Regions from separate parts of the Homo sapiens genome. Here region 1 is linked to region 2. Evidence: chromatin loops called from intact Hi-C (ENCODE). Cell type or tissue: mammary epithelial cell. All regions are shown on one strand. Links, peaks and the distances in the headings refer to the core of each region. The heading gives the core; the rest is flanking DNA.

Evidence for each region. Peaks named below come from ENCODE experiments on the same cell type or tissue, not always from the same donor. Only the 100,000 strongest peaks of a DNase experiment are listed, where the experiment ranks them.
Region 1: it touches region 2 in a loop (10-fold over the local background); 2 of 110 quality-filtered maps call a loop at or near these places.

Annotation. Positions count from the first base shown.
Region 1 is chr16:80,170,192-80,180,560 of GRCh38, forward strand. The region is part of intron 2 of DYNLRB2-AS1 (DYNLRB2 antisense RNA 1); the gene reads right to left. Among named protein-coding and RNA genes, the nearest start is that of LINC01228, 350 kb to the left of the region's middle. In mammary epithelial cell, for the core only: no CTCF peak of the experiment used is centred there; a DNase peak (open chromatin) is centred at 4,410; H3K27ac peaks cover 446 bases.
Region 2 is chr16:80,099,264-80,109,632 of GRCh38, forward strand. The region is part of intron 2 of LOC105371357 (a long non-coding RNA gene); the gene reads left to right. LOC105371358 (a long non-coding RNA gene) reads right to left here and starts at 10,312. Exons shown (of 4, transcript XR_933777.4): 1 at 10,174-10,312; 2 at 8,667-8,866. In mammary epithelial cell, for the core only: no CTCF peak of the experiment used is centred there; DNase peaks (open chromatin) are centred at 4,388, 6,088 and 8,808; H3K27ac peaks cover 3,081 bases.

The DNA.
Region 1 (10,369 bases), core at 729-8,728, 70 kb after region 2:
TATGGTTATTACAATGCAAAATAAAACAGCTCCCCCATCCATTCTACCTTGTACCATTGAACATTAACTTAATTTGTTTCAAATCTGCATTTGATTTGGCAAGGAAACCATTTATCTTTATGAAGAAAGCCCTCATAAAGTAGAGAGTTTAGAAGATCACTGCTTTAAAAATTTAATAGCCTTGTGTCTTATAAACTAGAAAAATGAATTAAACCTTCAAATAGTGTATGTCTCAGTGTAACCTTTTTGCATTTCATACTATGTTTAATTTATTATATTCTGGAGGAGGAAAAAAGTTACAGGACAGATCGCAGCATGTGGCTTGCTTCAGCATCGCATGAATAAAGTCAAGGTTTACCACTCATAAGCAGTGTGATTCGCAGGAATTCTCGTTCATCTCACGCTGAAGTTGACGTTGCAATTTCAGGTGCTGCAAGAATGGGTTTTGTCCAGAGTTTTTCCATGGTAAAAGAAGGGGCTCTCTCCCTGGAACACTTGAAGTGCAGCCTGAGGGTAGAGGGAAGTAAGGGGGAAAGTAGAGCTAATAAAGGTATAATGACGCTTTTAAAAGATTCAGAAATAAGAAAATGCTCCACTCAGAAGTAACAGGGTGTCTCCAAGAGGATGAGAAACAGTGTCTGAGCTTAGGTCTCAGAAATGGCCAGAAGATACTGGTATCAATGCCAAAAATAGCATCACCTGGGCTCTTAAATATATACTGCTAATAGATACTCACAGTTAAAAATAAATTTAAAAAGAAATAAAAAGGAAGGACTGAGGCTGCAGCCCTTGCTATCTCTCTTTATTGCAGACCTTCTTTTCTTTCTTGCTGCCTCCATCTGTGATATGTGTGGGTAACACAGGTTAGTGGGAGATGAAGTTTAAAGAATAGAAAATTATCAACTTGACAACTTTCAGTTGAATGAAGATAATAGTTCAGTTCATACTTTAAAGTGTAGGGTAAGTCCACCATCATCACTACCATCACAGTCATCTCCCCCAGGTCTATGACTACTACCATCACCACCACCAGGGCTACCACCACTATGACCATCACCACCACAGCACCACCATAATCACCAGTACCACCATTATCATCACTACTGCCAATGCCATCACCATCACTACATCCGTGCTACCACCACCTTCACCATTACCATCTCATAACTACCAACATCACCACCACCACCATCACTACCACCAACCATACAATCACCATCATCATCATCATTACCACCAGAGATACCACCACTACCATCACCATCACTGTCCCGCCACTACCACTATCATCATCACCACCACCAATACCAACACCAAGACCATCATCACCACCAGGGCTACCATCATCATCGCCGTCACAAATACCATACTTTTATATATCCAATATGCTAAACTCTCTCCTTCAAAAATTCAACAGTATTGAATTGCAGGTATCCATCCCTTTTTGCCAGAGAATTCGGGAAGTTGCAGGAATGGAAAGTGAGTTGCTCGATGTCACAAAGGAAGAGCCAAGATAAGAATTCAAGTGTTTCTCAGTCCCAAACCATGTTGCATTTTTTTGTATGCTTTCACTAAACCACTTCAGTCCAAAATAATCTTATTATTTAGGACATTTTTCCTTTTCCAAAGACTCGGATGCTTGATTATTATGATAAAGTTTGAAACATAATCTGTTGAATTGGTCATGCTTGTAGAAAGGTTGAACACTCCCAGTGACTTGGCTAGAGAATGGTTCAGAGGAATGGCTCTCTGTCTCTTTCAATCACTGAGGACGTCCAATGCTGTTCTGGGAGCCTGCAGTGCCTCCTCTGTTTGTATTGGCTTCCCTGTTCTCTACGTGTCTCTTCTTAAGCCCTTCTTTCTCCAGCTGGGCACTCCTGACTATGCCGTCTCTAGCAAATCTCTTTTTTTCTGCAGTAAGTATTTGTAATAAACAGCCAGCATTTATCTTATTCTTACTATGTGGCAGGCTTTGTGCTAAGTTCTTTCCATGGATTACCTCATTTAATGTTTACATTTCTGTAAATTATCATTATGCTAATTTTAATGATGCTAAAACAGAGGCTGAGATTAAACAACTTGCCTGAGGTCACCCGTGTAGACTTGTGAACTGAACCCTAAATTCTGTCCCCCTGCATATTCTCCTGTGCTCTGAGCACTCTGTTCCTTGCAGTTTGTCACCAGATTGCATTCTGTGCCTTTTTCACAATAGGACCGCACCGAACCTGGAAGAGCTCCCAACAACACAGAGAAGAATATTAGGGATGTGGGTGCTGTTACATGCATTAGTGTTTCTTGATTGACAATACCCGCCAGATGGACACCCAGAAACACACCTGTAAAACAAAGTTAAGTTTATTGGCTTGTTGGAATTTGAGAAAACCACACCAAAGGGAGCCATGTATTGTCTCAGTAACAAGGTGCTAGAAAGAACTTACAGGAATTGGGCTTGTGTGAGGTGATTTTGAAGTAGATTCAAAAAAGTGGAAGTTTGCTCTCAATTGGGCACTGTGAGTAAATGGACGCAATTCTATGATTGTGTATCTTAGCATATCTGATCTATGGGGGGACAGACAACTGTGAGGTTTCAGCTGTGATTGGCAAGGAAGCTGCAGTCACCATATTATCTGGGAAAGAGGGACGGTTGGTATTTTGAGGATTGGTACTTTATGTTGTATTTTTGAACAACACTCATGTTTTGTCTGTACTGAGACATGATTACAGAGTGGTCTTGTTTTTGCCTGGCTCTGTCATGGTCACACAGACATTGTGACATTGGTGTTCCATAAAAGTTTTCATGTGCAACAGAAGAACACCAGGCCTGCTCTGAGTGTCAAGCCAGTTCCCAGAATTACAAACGGCCAGTTTTTCATGTTAGATCAGCACTTAGCTGTTAGCAGCTACTTTTCTCTTTCTCAATTCATTGTTGTTTCTCAGGAAAATGTCCCTGCCTGGAGCTCGAAACCAGTAAGAAAGTTTTCAAAGCACACTGAAGACCAAAGCCAAGGTAGGAACCAGGCTCACCAATAACCATGGACCACCCCCTCTAAGTTTCCACTGAGATCTACTTCCAAGCACATTCATTACAGGTATGGGGAGCAGAAGAGTATTGTGGTCAAGAATAAACACCCATAGAGTGTTTGGATTCATATTCTACCTTCATAAGATATTAGTTCTGTGATCTTAAAGACATATCTTAGCTTCTGAGCTACCATTTTCTCATCGGGTAGAAGGAAGAGAATAATACTGCCTTTGTCATAGGGTTGCCATGAGAATCTATGAAATAATATATAAAAAGTGCTTACCAAGTGACAGACACATAGTAATTCCTCAGTAAATGGTAACCAACATGACTTCTTTTGCCACCCTCTTTGCTTACAAGGCTACTGAAACGTTGGTCTTTCTTTCTTTTAAACGTGCCAAGAGCCCTTGCTCTTCCTGGTGTCTTTACCTGGTGAGCTCTGCCCCATATATCCTTATAACTGTGTGGTGCACAAAATAATGGTCCCCAAAGATGTCCATGTCCTGATTCCCAGAACCTTGGAAGATACTACTTCACGAAGAAAAAGAGACTTTGCAAATATGAATGAGATAAAGACCTGAAGATAAGGAGATTAGCTTCATTTGTTCAAGCGGGTTTAATGTAGTTATAAGACCCCTTAAAAGTGGACATGAGAGGAAGAAGAGTCAGGAAGATAGATAGCCCACCATTGCTGGGTTTAAGCATGGAGGAAGGGGCCACAAACCAAGGACGGTGGGTGGCCACCAGAAGTTCAAATAGGCAAGGAAATGAATTCTCCCCTAGAGCCTCCATAAAAAATCATGGCCCTGATAACATCTTGATTTGGACCTAGTGAGACCTGTGTCTGACCAACAGCACCATAAGAAAATAAATTTGTGTTGTTTTAAGCCATCATGTTTTAAGCCATCAAAATAACAACGTTATTTGTTACAGCAGCCAATACAAAACTGAATCCTTCCCACTCAAATCTCAGCTCAAATGTCACTACTCAAGAAGTCCTTCCAAACTGTTCAATCTAAATTACACATCCCATCCCTGCTCCCCAGGTGCTGTCCAAGTCTCTCATTCTGTTTTTCACTTGGTACTTACCAGTCTTTACAATTAGCTTCCAATGTATTTCTTTAGTTAATTCCCTCTTGCCCCACATGAACTTGTTCTCCTCTGTATGAACAATACCAAAAAGAGCACTGTAGCAACAACATCTAAAAGAGTGCCTGGCATTTAACAGGAGGAAGGAGCCACAAGTCAGGGAACTTCTTACCTCTCATGTTTTTCAAACTGACCTTTAGGAAATTTAGCGTGGCATACAGGCTGCCATAGGCAATTAAAAAAAAAAAAAGCCAGTTTACTCAGAATTGCAAACAAATGAGATCAGCATATTTGGGACATGAGTGTTACTGTTTCTCTATCATTGCAAAATACCAGTAGTCTATTTTCACATTCTTTCCTGTTAAACCCACACAGAACCTCAGAATCCTTCCCAACCCAAAGCGCAAGGCAGCCATTGGACATCAAATGTGGTTGAAGTATTTACAAGATAAAAAAAATTATTTACTATTCTTAAAGAGTAATGACTGAAAACAAAGGTTCATAGAATTGTAGAAGAAACTAGGTACATCAAGGCTGAGGGAAAAGCATAATAATAATAATTGATTGCCTACTATGTGCTAGGCACTGTCCTAAGCTTTGACATGCAATATCTTATCCAGTCCTCACACTGACTTGTTGAAATAGGCCTTATTTTTATTTCACTTTTGACAGATGGGGAAACTGAGGCATGAAGAAGTTAAGTACCTTTCCCAAGGTCACAGAGCTAATATGTGGCACAGTAGATATTTGAAACTCAGAACTTTAATTCTGGACACCTCACAGTTAGTTATTATATATATATATTGTCAGCTTGGGATATGGAGTGTGAGATCTCTTCCCTTGAATATTTGAAGGGCTGCCAAATAGAAAAGGATTAGATCTATTCTATGTGGCTTCAAGGACACTGAGACAACCCTTCCCATTTGCATAATACATTCCCATAATTCACGCATTTAATCCTCAAAACAACCCTGTGTGGTTGCCATAAAATCAGAGGAATCTGTGATTGGGAGAGGAGAACTGCCTTGCCCAATTCACACAGTTCAGAAGTAGCATGATCAAACCTCAAACCCAATTCTCTTTACTAAATGTCTTGGGCTTGTTCCATTATGCTTAATTACCTGTAGCATTCATTCAACCAAAGTGGACTCTGCCTGTGCTATAGATCTTGCACTCTGCTCGGCTCTGAGAATTCAAAGACAAAACAAATCTGCTTTTAGGAAATTTATAGTCTAGTGGTAGAGATGCAAAAATAGCCCCTTGAAATCTGACATTATAGAAGCTATAGGAGAGATGTGAGATATACCAGAGTACAAAGAAAAGGGAGCCAGTCTCAAGGGGAGTGACATGTGAGACAGAGAAGACCAGACCTGGGTGCACAGATGGTATAGAGAGATCATTTTGGTTCAGTGCAATAAAGAACTTCCCACCAAATTTGCCAAATATAGAAACCTCATTTATTCTAGTGTCATCATAGAAGAAATTTAATAGATTATTTTTAAACTGCATAGCCAGAAAAACTCTAGCTACTAGCTGAAAGACTGAATTTAGTGGACCTTTAAGTTTTTGCCAGCCTAAAGCTTCTACGAGATCTTGGCTTTTCCATGAATTATTTGATGATTTACATAACTCACTTGTATTTCACAAGTATTTGGTGGGCACCAACAAGCTTCAGGCACTAAGGACTCAACCACTGTGTTTGAAAATGTTTCAGCCCAAGGGAAGAAAGGCATATGAGCCACCACATTTTTTTAAATAAGTGAGTCCCTGGCAGTATATGCTTACTGAAATATGTTGCTCTTTTGTCAATTACAAATAATTTTCTACAAGACATTTCTTGTCTTCAAAAATGACCCTCGAAAGTAGGCTGTTACCTTCTGAATATTCATTTACTTATTTAATCCACAAATATTGATGGAGTCCCATGCCTCTGTTGGTTGCTGAAAACTTCTTCAACCCAACAAAAGGCCCTCCTGAGTCCAAATGCAAGTGAGATGAATCACTGTCAATTAAGCCCTGAAAGGTCATGGTTGGTGTCTGGCATCCTTGGACCATTGCCATGGAAATGAAAAGGGAATCTGGAAGTTTGGCCCATTGCTTCTTAGGAAAGTCTTCAATAGGAGCTTTCAACAGGCAATAAAATGAAATGGTGATAATAAATAGGCAGGTTTTACTCCACAGTAGATACTTGGGGGTAGACATAATGATGCTCCAAGGATGCCCACATTCTAATTCCAAGAACCTGTGAATATGCTACCTTGTGTGGCAAAAGGGGGAGCTTTGCAGATGTGATTACATTAAGGATCTTGTGATTGGGAGATTCCCCCAGATTACTCAGTGTATTCAATATAATCACAAGGATCCTTACAAGAGGGAGACAGGAGAATACGATTTAGAGGGAGGCTTGAAGATGCTCTGCTGCTGGCTTTGAAGATGAAAGAGGGGGCCATGAGTCAAGGAGTGCAGATGGCTTCTAGAAGCTGGAAAAGCCAAAAAAAAAAAAAATGATTCTCTCCTAGATCCTCTGGAAGATTGCAACCCTGACAATACCTTAATTTTAGGATTTGTGACCTCCAGAAAGAAGCGATTTGTGTTTTTACATAACGAAGTTTGTGCTCATTTATTACAGCAGCAATAGGAAAATAATACAGTGCAATGGTCTGAGTCGTGTGCATATCAAGTAATTTACATTCATTTACTTAAAAAGAAATCCTCACTGAGTATGATGTTCCAGGAATTACTCCAGGTTCTGAGGATACCGCAGCAGCCCAGTTTCAGTGGCTGCTTGTGAGGAGTTTGTATAATCTCATGAGTAATAAATTTAAAAACGGCCCAGTAAGCTTGGCATTGCTACCTCCATTCTAGTAATAACAAAATGAAGGCACAGGCCAGGCACAGTTGTTCACGTCTGTAATCCCAGCACTTTGGGAGGCCAAGGCGGGCAGATCACCTGAGGTCGGGAGTTTGAGACCAGCCTGACTAACATGGTGAGACCCCACCTCTACTAAAAATACAAAATTAGCCGGGTGTGGTGGCATGTGCCTGTAATCCCAGATACACGGCAGGCTGAGGCAGGAGAACTGCTTGAACCCAGGAGGCAGAGGTTGCAGTGAGCTGAGATGGTGCCACTGCACTCCAACCTGGGTGACAAAAGCAAATCTCCATCTCAAAAAAAAGAAAGAAAAATAAAATGAAGGTACAGAGGAGTAAAGTAACTTCTCCAAACTCCTTTGAGTTATAAATGGCCCAGCCAGGATCCAAACCCATCCACCTCACAAAAAGCCAGTGCTATTTCCATCACTGTCCCATTTCCTTAGGGACAGTTCAAAAATGCAGATCTAAAATTCTTTCTCATGCCTAACCCTCCTATTTTCCTCTACATTCCCTGGGAAGCAGCATACATCCTTTCCTTGGATGGGACAACTGCCATTTCTAAAGCTGCTTTGAACCATGGTATTTCTTAACTCTTTTCTCTTTGGGATCACAGACATGTATCTTGTTATATGCACCTCCTAATATTTTGATTATTTTGATGCAAATCCATCACTCATAATAAATCACCCTGCTTTCCAAATGCAATCGATTTTAGAAGCAAGGAAGCAAAAACTAAGTAAGCTCTGACAGTCTTTGGGAGTGTCCGTGATAGGAGAAACCTAAGAGGCTAAAAGCTATTTTCCTCACTGTCAACCCACTGGATGATTTTCCTTGCACAAACACATACCCATACAGTCTGACTAATGCTTGCTTTTTTGGACATATGTGAGCAAATAAATGTAATTACAAGCAAGATGTAATCACAATTGCTTTGCTATTAAAGCTGCTGTACACTCTTACAGCTTGGTTAACAATATATGCAGAAGGGTGGAATTGCTTGCTGCTCTCCCAGGAAGAAAAATACGCAGAAGTATGGCCTCTTTTATATTATATCTGTGAAAATACAACATTTAAATGCAGAATTTGACTTTTCAGGAATTGCACCAGAAAACCTTTTAACAGAAACAGCAGGGAGAGAAAGCTTTTTAAATCATGATACTCCATGAAGGATTATGAAAATGGAGGTCATCACACAAGACGAAATTGCAAGTACAATGAGGAAAATCTTCTCCTCTGTGTAAATACACGAGGACAATATGTTATTCTCTGTTAAGCTATCAGGGGATATTTTCAGCTTCTAGAAAAAAGAAAAGGAAAGCAGCCACCTTGTCCAAATGGATCTATTCAAAGTGATGTGCTTGGCTGGTACCTGGTAGTAATGGTCAGTTTCTTTTATATTGAACCAGAGTGTCTGAGAAGAGCTACCCTAAGACTCTTTCTCATAGCTTGTTAGGCAACTGGGGATACAGAGGCTCACTGGAGACTTTCACCTGCATCCAGTCCTTGAGAGCAAGGAAGGACAAATCTACTCATGTCAGAATGTCCGAATGCCATCACAGCAGGCCAGTGATGCGGTCAATACAATCGGGTTTTTATTAAGTTTATATTCAACTAACTTGTCAGAAACTTCTGACCCTACCAATTGGGTTACATGACCAGCACTGTGTACTGGACTCTTTGGTGAGACTGTCCAGAGAAAAGAGGTTATTGAACAATGTATCTGACTGATAAGTCATAGTGAAAGATCTGTAAAAGTAGAACCTTCATGCTACCATCTGTGTGTGTAATGTTATACCCAAACATGAATATGCCTTGGTTAGGGGTCATGATTGATTGATTGATAGACAGACAGATAGATGAGATAGATAAGTAAATACATTGATTTTTTAATTATTTTTATTTTACTTGACATTTCTTGATCACTTACAGTGAGCTGGGCAACTATCTCAACACTGAGAATATAAAGAAAAATAAGATATGGAGGAATTCTGCCCTCAAGCATGCTAGTGTCTATTTGGGAAAAACAGACAAATAAATAATACATCAAGAAAAAGCAGCAAGCCCCATGCGATAGTAGGTGAAAGGGAGGCTGTTTTTTAATTTGTCCATATAAGGTCCCAAAATCTTGACTTACATTATGAATTGGGCTTATTAAGCTCACATACTTTTGTTAAACTCTAAAAACTGTATTGTTGTTGATTTTTTAAAATTTTGGACTTGTAATGAGAGCTAGGCATTTTATGTGAATGACCAATGCATAAAATAAACTATACAGCATTTTCTATATAATGAGCTTAAGTTATGCTGTATTTCTTCAATTCCGAAGTTCAGGTTTTTCACATTTTTAGCATAGCTGAAAGTATGATGTTACCTCTTTCCATGGAATCTCAAAATTATAATTGGCATCACTTTCTTCTTTCTTAGGTATACAATTATGTTATTATATATAAAATTATGTTCTGGCTTACTCTTAGAGGCTATAGACTGTGATCTATATGAAAATATTAATATATATTAATAATTATATAGAGAGTACTGATTATGTACTGCTGCGCTGATAAATGTTGTTATAGAGTGGTGTGCTAATAAGTGTTTAACAATGAGATTTCTGTGGGATAAAAGCCCCATTTGTAAAATTTGCCGTTTTTGTGGTGTAGATACTCCCACTATGGTTGATGTCAAGTTATGAGGGTGACATCATTGAATGTGAGTTAAGAAAAGATGCCCACAGCTGGCTCTGGAGAGCCCACCCAGGCCAGCCCTAGTACATTACTGCACACACCTAAATCTAGGGCTATGTTCAAGCTCCTTCCAGGTGGCAGACCAGTGTCTGCTGGAACAACCTGTAAAGCTCTGTGAGAATGCTTTATTCATGATTACCCTGAGAATATTGTTATAAATAATCTATAGCATGGTTCTTATATTAATTTGCAGTCCCTTCTTATTAGGCTCTTATTCTTTGTTTGTGAGGGGAGTATTTCTATCTTTAAATCCTTTATCCGGCTTAAATCCTTTTGGTCTTTATCTATTTTGACATGTGGAATGTTCTTCTCTCAAAACTTGGGGTAACTGGTTCTTTCTCATCATTTAGGTCTCAGCTCAAATGTCAGCTCTTCATAGAGGACTCCTCAGATGACTGTTCTAAAGTATTTCCTTTTCCCAGTCATTGTCTCTAAAACAAAGCTAGATTCAAAATGGTCTTCACTATCTGAAATTATCTTACCTATGTGTTTGCTTGTGTAATAATCTACTCTGTCCTGCACCAGAGTGAAAGCTCCACTCTAGCAGAAACCTACCTTCTTTGTCTATAGACAAATCTCCAGGGCCTGGAAGTCTACCTGGCACTGTTATGTAGTAGGCATATAACAAATAGTTATTGAATGA
Region 2 (10,369 bases), core at 1,656-9,655:
TTTGTTATTCTAACCTTGCTTCAATACTACACTCATTTACTGTAGCTTTATAATGATTCTTGATATTTGATAGTGTACATATACTACTTTCTTTTCTCTTCTTCAAGATTGTCTTGGCTACTCTTAGCCCTTGAAAATTCTACACAAGTTTTAGAAGTTTGTCGATTTACTAACACATAGAAACCTGTCAATTGTTAAATAAAGACTGCATTGAACATATAGGTACCTTTGGAAATAATCAACATATTGCTATATGCCTCCATTTATTAAGTCTTCCTCAATTTATTTCAACGATATTTTATAGTTTTCTGTGTAGAAGTCTTACACATCTTTCATTAGGCTATTTCTAATAATTTAATGTGTGTGATGCTATTGTTAATGCCATCGTTGTCTTAATTTTATTTTCTAGTTATTTGCATATAGAAATACAACTGATTTTTGCACATTGACTTTGTATTTAGCAACCTTGATAAATTCGGTTCTTAGTTCTTATATTTTATTTGTAGATGCTTTTAGATTTCTACTTTTCAGTAATGTTAATGTCTGCTAACGATGGTTACATTCCTTTATTTCTTATTGTTGCATTTCTAAAATTTGTATTCCTTCACTTACTGAACCCTGTGATGCAACATTACATAGAAGTCACAATAGGGGACATTCTTGTTTTATTCTCAATTTCAATGGAATGCTTTAAATATTTCACCATTAAGTATAATTTTTGGTGTGGATTATTTGTTAGTTTGATTTTTGCAGATATCCTTTATCAGAATAATGCTTTTCCTTAGGTCAACTCAGCAAGTATTTGTGATTATGCATTATGTCCAGTCTCTGTCTTAAGCAAAATAATAATTTTATAATGAATAAGGCCAGGTGCAGTGGCTCATGCCTGTAATCCCAGCATTTTGGGGGGCTGAGGTGGGTGGATCACTTGAGGCCAGAAATTTGAGAGCAGCCTGGCCAACATGGCAAAACATTGTCTCTACAAAAAATACAAAAATTAACCAGGCATGGTGGCATGCATCTGTAATTTCAGCTACTTGGGAGGCTGAGGCATGAGAATTGCTTGAATCCAGGAGGCAGAGGTTATGGTGAGTCAAGGTTGCACCACTGCACTGCAGACTGGGCAACAGAGCAAGACTGTGTCAGAAGGAGAAGGAGAGGAAGGGGAAGTGGGAGGGGCAGGAGTAGGGGAAGGAGGAGAATTTTATAATGAATAAGACACTGTCCCCACTCTGAGGAATTTATCAGGGTGTAAAATAGACAAATAACAATAGAGATTGACAAAGGGAATCAGAAACACAACTTACTTGTTCAGGGAAGGTAGGGAAGGCTCTGAGAACACAAAGCATGATAGAAGAGGATCAAAGGATGAGAGAAATTATTTTCAAGCTAATAAGAATGACATGCAAGGGCTACTTCCTTAGAAACTATTTTCTGGGTCTTTGTGTATACATGTAGACCTTAGAGATAAAAGATTACCCTAGATTTCTGTACAACATCAAATTTGGATAAATCTAATATTCTCACATATTCCTAAAAGAATTTGTCATTGAAATAATAAAGAATCCTGTGGTAAATATTTTTAGTGAAAATTCCTGAGTTCTATATATTTGAGTTTTCTAAGAATATTATGTGAACCAAAATGCTGAGAAAGAAATTATGTTTTCCATCCCACAAGTCCATTGTTAGCTCTCTTTTCATTTCCTGCCTTATTTGCCAATAATACCACAGAAAATGAGGGGAAAAAATGGTTGTCTTACAACAGATAACACAGCAAGTGGTTTAGAAGTATTTACCTTCTGTAACCATGATATATACCAAGTGCTAAATAAACACTTGTTGATTTGGCTTGGCCTGGTTACAAGTGTAGCCTCCCAAAGAAAATAGTTTAGTCAGAATTATATTACCTTGAGCCAAAGGCTGCTGAAAGACATACAAATCAAAGACCAGGTGCATGGGATCTTTCAGTTTTAATATTCAAAACAGAAAACAAAAATGGTATCTGAGAGTAAGAATAGGTAGCATTTTAGAATTGGTTTCCCAAGAGGAGTCACTAGACTCATACATCATTTTGGTGACTGTTTTAACCAGAATGTCTCAAATAACTTTAGCTTTGCAAATAGATTACAAAGTTCTGTACATGTCTACCTTCTCCAGGAGAATCACAACCCTTCAAGTTCATCTCCAAACATCTAGCTTTATTTTGAAAGCAGAGAATGGAAGAAAAATGGATTCAGACCAGGGGTCACAAAAATTGAGGGGTTTTGGCTTGAAGTCTGGGGGTAAAGTTGGCATCCTATAAATATCACTTTGGGATTTATCATTGTAGGGCCTGCCAGCCAAACTTCTTAGGCCAGCATTTGCATCTCTTTGCCTAAGAGCTTTGTAGGTCAGAGTCCATTCTGCCCCAAGTGTTAAAGTGTTAATGCCCCCAGTTAAAGCACTCAACAATGACTGCTGGGTATCTGTGTATCTCTGTCAGGTGGGAACTCTAAGCAGAGTTCTACACTGGTTCTCAGAGTTCCTCAGTAGGAGTAAGCTTTTTACTCACAGAGGTAATTTGCTGTTTCACTTTCCCAATCGTCTATCTATTCATGTTTTCTGGGATCACCTCCTGGATAAACCATGTGCATGTTCATTTGAATTCTTGCCTCAGGGTCAGCTTCTCAGGCAACCCAAACTAACAGAGGTTGTTTTTGTTTTAAACAAAGACCATCATTACCCATCCCTCCCCACACCTCTTCTATTTAAGAAGATGGTGGCATCATCAAAAAAAAAATCACACACTCTCTGAAGGAGCTCACACATTTTGCAGTGGGGAACTTGAAGCAATTATCTGGACAAGTCAAGTCAAAGCTACTGTCAATGAGAATCGTGGCTTACTGGAGCACATGCATTGGTTTTTGCTTCACTTATTTGCATAATTGCCTAGATTCTCAGCTTAGTGTGTGTAGACCTGATGAAGAACAATTAATGATCTAACATGAGGGGGACCCATTTCTGTGGCTTCTGGCCAAGAGGGAGACATATCACTGTCAAAGACAGCCATCTGGGGAGAATCTCTCAGGGGGAGAATTTTCCCTTTCAATTAGGAGCAAACTAAAAACCATGATGAAAACTGCTTTTTATGAAATCAAGCCATGGAAATTAAACTTTCAGGAAAATAGTTTAAATTTTAGCCTTGGAGCCCTCTCTGTTGTTCCATTGGAGAATTTTCCAGAACGTGTCAGACTTTGCTATAAGCTTCTATAACAGGCTTGCTTTTGACGTTTCAGTGAATTCGGTGAATGTTTGTCTGAAGAAGTAGTGTAGCTTTGGGAAGAAAATTGCGTTTAAATTCCATGTTTATTCCTGCTATAGGGGAATCATTGTAATAAGTGAAACTCTAGTCTTAGGTTTCTGTTCAAATTAGAATATGCAATAAAATTTCAAAAAATTAGTGAATATAAGTTTTAGAACAGTTCCTTAATCTAGTGGTTGAGTACTAGAATACTAACAATGAGACTCAGTGATATTACATGAAGAGTAAAAGATCAACAAATAGCACCAAAAAGAAAATCAGCTTCTCTGTTTCTTGTTTATATTAATTGCTGGATCTCTTTGAAGAGCCAAAAATTGAATTTAAGACCTTTAGTTCTTTTAAGTCTCTCTAACCAAACTTATCAGAAAAAGATAATAACATCTTCACCCATTCGTCACTATTATTCTATTTATATATTTCTAAGATCAATCAGTACAACACTGATGAATGTGGTTTAACTAAAACGGCTCCAATATTATTTTCAATATATTCCCTTAATCTAAAAAAGCTATATTATTTTGGCTGAATTATAGGCAAAATAATATAGCTCACAGCAGAACCTGGTGGCTTCAGATGGTTAACATCAGGAATTTTTTGTTTTGTTCTGTTTCTTTGTTTTCTTTTTTCTTTCTTTCTTTCTTTTTTTTTTTTTTTTTTTTCTGAGACTGAGTCTCACTGTGTCACCCAGGCTGGGGTGCAGTGGCACAATCTTGGCTCACTGCAACTTCTGCCTCCTGGGTTCAAGTGATTCTCCTGCCTTAGCCTCCCGAGTAACTGGGATTACAGGCCTGTGCCACCATGCCTGGCTAATTTTTATATTTTTAGTAGAGACGGGTTTCACCATGTTGGCCAGGCTGGTCTCAAACTCCTGACCTTGTGATCTGCCTGCCTCAGCCTCCTAAAGTGCTGGGATTACAGGCATGAGCTACCACGCCCAGCCCCATTTCATTTGTTAAAGCACAAATCAGAACAATGAGTTAGTGTCTTCTTCCCATATGTGGAAGACTTGCTCAAACAAATCCATGTCGCTGACAAGTCGCAGCTACAAGTTTAGCTTGGGGATGACCAGGGGGAGTTGCCTCACCTGGAGTGAGGTCAGATTCAGAAAATGTTCAGACTGAATGATCCACACTGAGTTTCTTTTTGTTTCTCAATCACTGCATGCCATGTCTTTCCTTGGGGCTTTGTATCCACTTTTCTCGGTGCCTGTAACACTCGGTAGCCCGCCATCCGTCCACCACCCCCACCCACTTACTCTCATGCTGCTAGGATTCATATTTCAGGTGTTAGTTTACATGGGGTTTTCCCAGAGGAGGTTGCTCTTTATGCGCTTTTTGCACTTTTGCTATCTCCATCTTCACTCCACTTCTAATCCTTGGTTGGTTTGTCTGCCCATCTCAGCTCACGACTTATCTGCGTCCTCCCGCCCACGTGTTCTTTGACTATTCCTCCAAATTGGCCTTGGCATAGTCTCCCCTAATCTGTGCCATGGCCGACTTCTTTTTCCATGCCCTTCCATTCATAGCTTCTCCCTTATTCATGCTCCTGGGCTCCTTTCTTTTCTTTATTGCAACATTTCCAAGGTGTTTCCAGGAGCCCTTCTAACTCTGAGATTCAGGAAATCTGGATTTATATACCCACTCTGCATTTATTTATATGTGATCTAGGAAAAATAACTTCTTCTGGCTAGATCTGATCTACCACAAAAGTCCCCAAAATGGACTAAATCAGAAGTCAGCAACCATTTTTTGAAGCAGCCTGATAGTAAATGTTTTAGACTCTGCCGGGGTGGACTCCCATCTGAAGGTTCTGGGGAAGAGCATGTTTCCAGGCACATTTAGGTTGTTGGCAGTATTTAGTTCCTTGTGATATAGAATGGAGGTCTCCATTTCTTGGCTACCATCAGCGGAAGCCGCTCTCAGCTCCAAGAGGCTGTGCTCCAATCCCTCCATTGTCAAAGTCAGCAGCAGTGCATCAAATCCTTCTTGTGAGTCAAATCTTTCTAACTTCCTCTCCTGCCACCAACTGGAGAAAATTGCTAATCTTCCTATCTTCAAGTCAAAGAATTGGTAATGTTAATTACATCCGCAAAATCCCTTTTGTCATGTTAATGTAACAAAATCATGGGAGTAATAGCCAGCATATTTATATTCCTGGAGATTAGAGCAGGAAATCTTGAAGACTTGGGGAAAATATTTTTTTACAATTCTGCCTGCCACACTTAGAGTGGGCTTTGTGCATTGGCCCTTGACTTCAATCTGTTCCCTTAGACCTACAGTTATTGGCGTGGCTCTGACAACACCTTCCTCTTATTTCTGTGGCTGACATCTGTTGATTCACTACATCCCCACTAACCCTGGTGAAAAGATACCTGCCTCCACCTCCCACCTCATTCCCAGCATTCCCTTCAGGCCTCATTTACATAGAACTGGAAAGTGACGTGGGAACTTATTTCTACGTTCACCCTACTCTCCAAGCACCAAATTTTAATCCTAGTGTTTTTGTTTGTTCGTTTGTTTTCTCCCCACACCACCTCCCTGTTTTCAGGATAAGGGAGAATATCTCCCCTTCCATAGCTCTCCCAGGTCCACTCTGAATCTTAGGGGAAATCTATGCCTTCCGGGATTTCTCTACATTACTATGCCCCCTTTCTTTAAGGCTGGCTGATCCTCAAAGTCATCCCAGTTTACTCTTGGCTTCAAAAAATGCTCAGAATAATGAATCACAACAAAAATGAGTTCTCCTTGAGATGAGTCAGCTGAGACAAGAGTGGAAACTCATGAACAGAAAACCAGTCTAACTTGCTTTGCCATTCGTGGTAACTTGGTTTCCGGACATCATTGCTCCTGGAAAGAGAAATGGTGTTTGACAGGAGCCAAGGAGAATCCTTGCTGTCATGACTGAACAGAAAGATGTTTTCACAGAGGCTAAGAAACGGGGGCGGGGTGCAGGTTTGTATTATCTGGGGGTAAAACACTAGGTTCTACTGCACATCAAGCCAGAAGACAAAGCCAGGAAGATGAGAAAACCAAATTAAAATCAGTCAGAAAAGAGAATCTTCAAGGCTGAACATTACCTCCAAGAAAAATGTCCCCAAGTCAGTATCTAAGAAGGTGAATTGAAAGAGGCTTCTATGATCAAATATGAGGGAGGGGGAAATGGGTGGGAAAGAATTAAGCAAGTTTTCTGACTGCAGAATATTTCACTCTTTAAATATTTAATGGGCATCCAGAATGTCCAAAGATGGGATACAGCAGGGTCAGTGAACTTTTTCTGTAAAGGGCCAGATGGTAAATATTTTAGGCTTTGCAGGCCAAATGGTCTTTGTCGCAAGTACTCAACCCTGCCATTGCAGCAGAAAAGCAGCCACAAACAATATATAAATGAAGAGGTGTAGCTGTGTTCCAAGAAGATTTTGTTTACAAAAACAAGCAGGGGGGTAGGATTTGCCAGAATTTGACAGCCTGCAAGGATAGGATATACAACATTAACCACATTTATTGGATCACAGAATCCCTCCATTCATTCATTCATTTGTTATTTTTATGGGACAAAATTAGGAGTTCCACCAGCAAGGCATGACTCTGGTTCACTATTGTTTCATGAAGGCAAACTCGGAGAATATAAGGGAAATAATGGATATATGGGAATATAAGGGAAAATAAGGGAACTCGGAACACAGAAGACTCTCAAACAAAATTTGTTGAATAGAACACATGGAATTAAGTAGTACAACAAAAAAGTCTTTCCAGGAGAATGAAATACACTGATGAGAGTTGATATATTTGAAACAATGATTCAGAACAAGAAGCAACTATGTTTTAGAATAAAATAAAAAGGAGACTAGAAGAGAACTCAGGATGAGGAGAAAGAAGAGGAGGCAAAAAATAAGGAAAGAAATATTATCAAAAGAAGAGGGGGAGGAAAAGGAAGAAGAGAAGGAATAAAGATGAGTTTCCACCCACAAGAAAATGGCTTTCTCTGCCCCTGGCTGTGTATGAGAGCATCGGCATCAGTGTCCTGAAAGGGAAAACCTTTAATGAGGTGCTAAAAAACCCTCCTTGGCATTAATTAACAAGATCACTAGGCTGTCATAATTGCAGAAAGATAAATCATCAAGAGATATTTCTTAACAGAAATGCAGGTCATTACAAAATACTGTTTAAAGTCACATTTACATATAAAAGGATCAAATGGATGTTGTTCCACTTGGCACCCACATCCCCTCCACTCTCCACTGTGCTCCATGCACAGGAATCAGCACACAGCTCCAGGTAAGCCAGGGGCTTTGAAATCTTTACAGAGCATCCTCCCAGAGGGGCTTGATGGATGCAGAGATGTGAGAACTGAAGGAAACCTTTGCAGGCAAAATTTCAGGACTGAAACACAGTGTCTCCGCCTGATTAACTGCCATTTACGTTACTAAATGCCTGAATCCCTCACTTCACTGGGGTCTCCATGAGACCATTGGCCTTGTCTTTTTTTTTGTTTTTTCTGCATTGTGTTCTTAATGTTCAGCCTGTACTAGGACACTCAGTAGATGCATGTTAAAAGCAGTCATCAATTCTTCAGGACTCAGCTAAAAAGCTGCCTCCTTTCAGAAAGTTTCCCACATGTCCCAGTCTGGATGAAGGATCTATATCCTGAGACACTGTGGCATCCTGTGCTCTCTTGTGTGGTGGGACTTAGAGAAGTAAATTGACATGTTTACTGCAGCAATATTTACAATGGCAAAGATATGAAAGCAAGCTAAGTGCCCATCAATGGATGAATGAATAAAGAAAATGGTGCATATACACAATGGCATATTAGCCATAAAAAAGAATGAAATCTTGTCATTTTGCAGCAACATGGATAGAACTGGAGGTCATTATGTTAAGTGAAATAAGCCAGGCAAGGAAGGACAAATATCACATGTTCTCACGCTTATGTGGGAGCTAAAAAAAAAAAAAATCTCATAGAGGTAGAGAGTAGAATGGTGGTTATCAGAGACTGGGAAAGGAAGAGGGGAAAGAGGATGAAGAGCAGTTGGTTAAAGAGTACAAAAATACACTGAGAAGAAATAAATTCTAGTATTTGATGGTACAGTAGGAAAATTATAGTTAACAATAATTTATTGTCTGTTTTAAAAAACCTAGAAGGTATTTGTAGTGCTCTCAACACACACACACACACACACACACACACACACACACACGCACACAAAGATAAACATTTGAGGTAATGGATATCCCAGTTACCCTGATTTGATTATTATGCATTGTATTCAGGTATCAAAACATTATCACATGTACTCCCAAATAATATACAACTATTATATAACAATAAAAAATAAATAAAAATAAGTCATGTTGCTAATACATACCTTTGAAGTGAATGGATGTTATGGAAATGACTATGTCTGTATTCTTCCTTCCAAAAACCCACAACCCCAGTCCAATCATGAGAAAATCACCTGCCAAAACCACACTTGAGGGCCATTCTACAAAATAGCCGATGATTTCTCCTTAAGACTCTCGAAGTCATCACAAACAAAGTCAGAGAAGCTGTCACAGCCAACAGGAGCTGAAGGAGACAATGATGACTAAATGTAATGTGAGATCCTAGGTGGGAAAAGGATACTAAGAACTAAGAAAATCCAAGGAAAGTGGAGAGATCAGTGAATCATAATGTATCAATATTGATTCATCAGTTGTGACAAAGGGCCCACATTAATGCAAAATGTTAAAAACGGAAAATGAGTGCAAGGTATAGAGACGATCTGTAGTTTCCTTGCAACTTTTTCATAAATCTAAAACTACTGTAAAATAAAATGTTTAAGAAAACAAAATTGTGAACGAATAATAACAGAAAAACAAGGCCCCCATCAACACACTGGGGAGGGCTACCATTGTTTATGGTGAGAAAGGTGCCCCTTGGAGTTACGCAAACAGGCCTGGCTCATGCTGCACCACCCACACCTCTTTAACTCTAGGCCGGCTCTAAGTGAGGACCCTGGGTATGGCGCCCACTGCATCCCTCACCAATCTTTCCCAGGTATCTTTTCTGTCCCATTGATAGTAGCATTTCTATTATGGCCATTGTTGCTTGATGCTTTCCGATGGAAGCAGAGGCTCCCCAACTTTGAAGTGCTAAGAACCACCTGGGGGTTCTTGTTAGAATGAAGGTTCCTGGGTTCCCTCCAGAGATTTTGAGTCAATCTGTCTAAGGTGAGTCTAATTCATCTTTATTTTTAACAGACCTTGGAGGTGATTCTGGTTCACACATTCTGATCAACCCTGATGTAAAAGGCTAAGCCCATTATGAAGTATCATTCTTTCACTTTTGTTTCCACATTTAGCACTGTGATGCTAGGTACCATGTGCTTGGCAGAGAGTTGACACTCAATAAATATTTGATGAAAAAATGAATGTGTGCATGCATGAACTGTCAAGCTCAACCTCCTAATTTTTGTTCTATTCAAGAACTCTGACATTGGGTGTCATGCTTAGGGATCCGTCACTGTTAGGGAGCTGCAAACCATAGGGAATTAGACCAACAAACAATGCCCACCAACACCCAAGACCCTCCTGTGTGCAGATTGTGACTGAGAGCCAACATGGTGGGAAAGATTTTCTTTTCAAACGTGAGAGGGCTTCCTGCCATATGTTCTGAACCTCAGGTCATTTTGCGATTTCTTCTTTTTCTATTTTGCAGGCTCAATTAGGTGGGTTGGTTTTCTGAATCAGCAGCTCAGTCATTAGTTTGGTTGCAATTGCAGGTAGAAAACTGGAGGCACTTTTTCCCCCACAGGCAGAAAGGTGCATCTGCCATTAACTAATTGCAGGCTGACACACACCTGTTGTAGAGGCTAGACGCACGCAGACACACACCTTGATATCCAAAATGCAGTCTCTGACCTGCATGGCAGGAAAGACACAGAGGATTTACGCTCTGAAGAGGTGAGGTGTTTGGGCAGAGAAAACCTCCTCTTTCTATGGGGACTCATTCAGAGGTCATCCTTTGCGTGCCCTCAGGAGCAGAAGGACACATGGGAAGGTGGAACATTCTCTGTTCCCAGAATTCTTT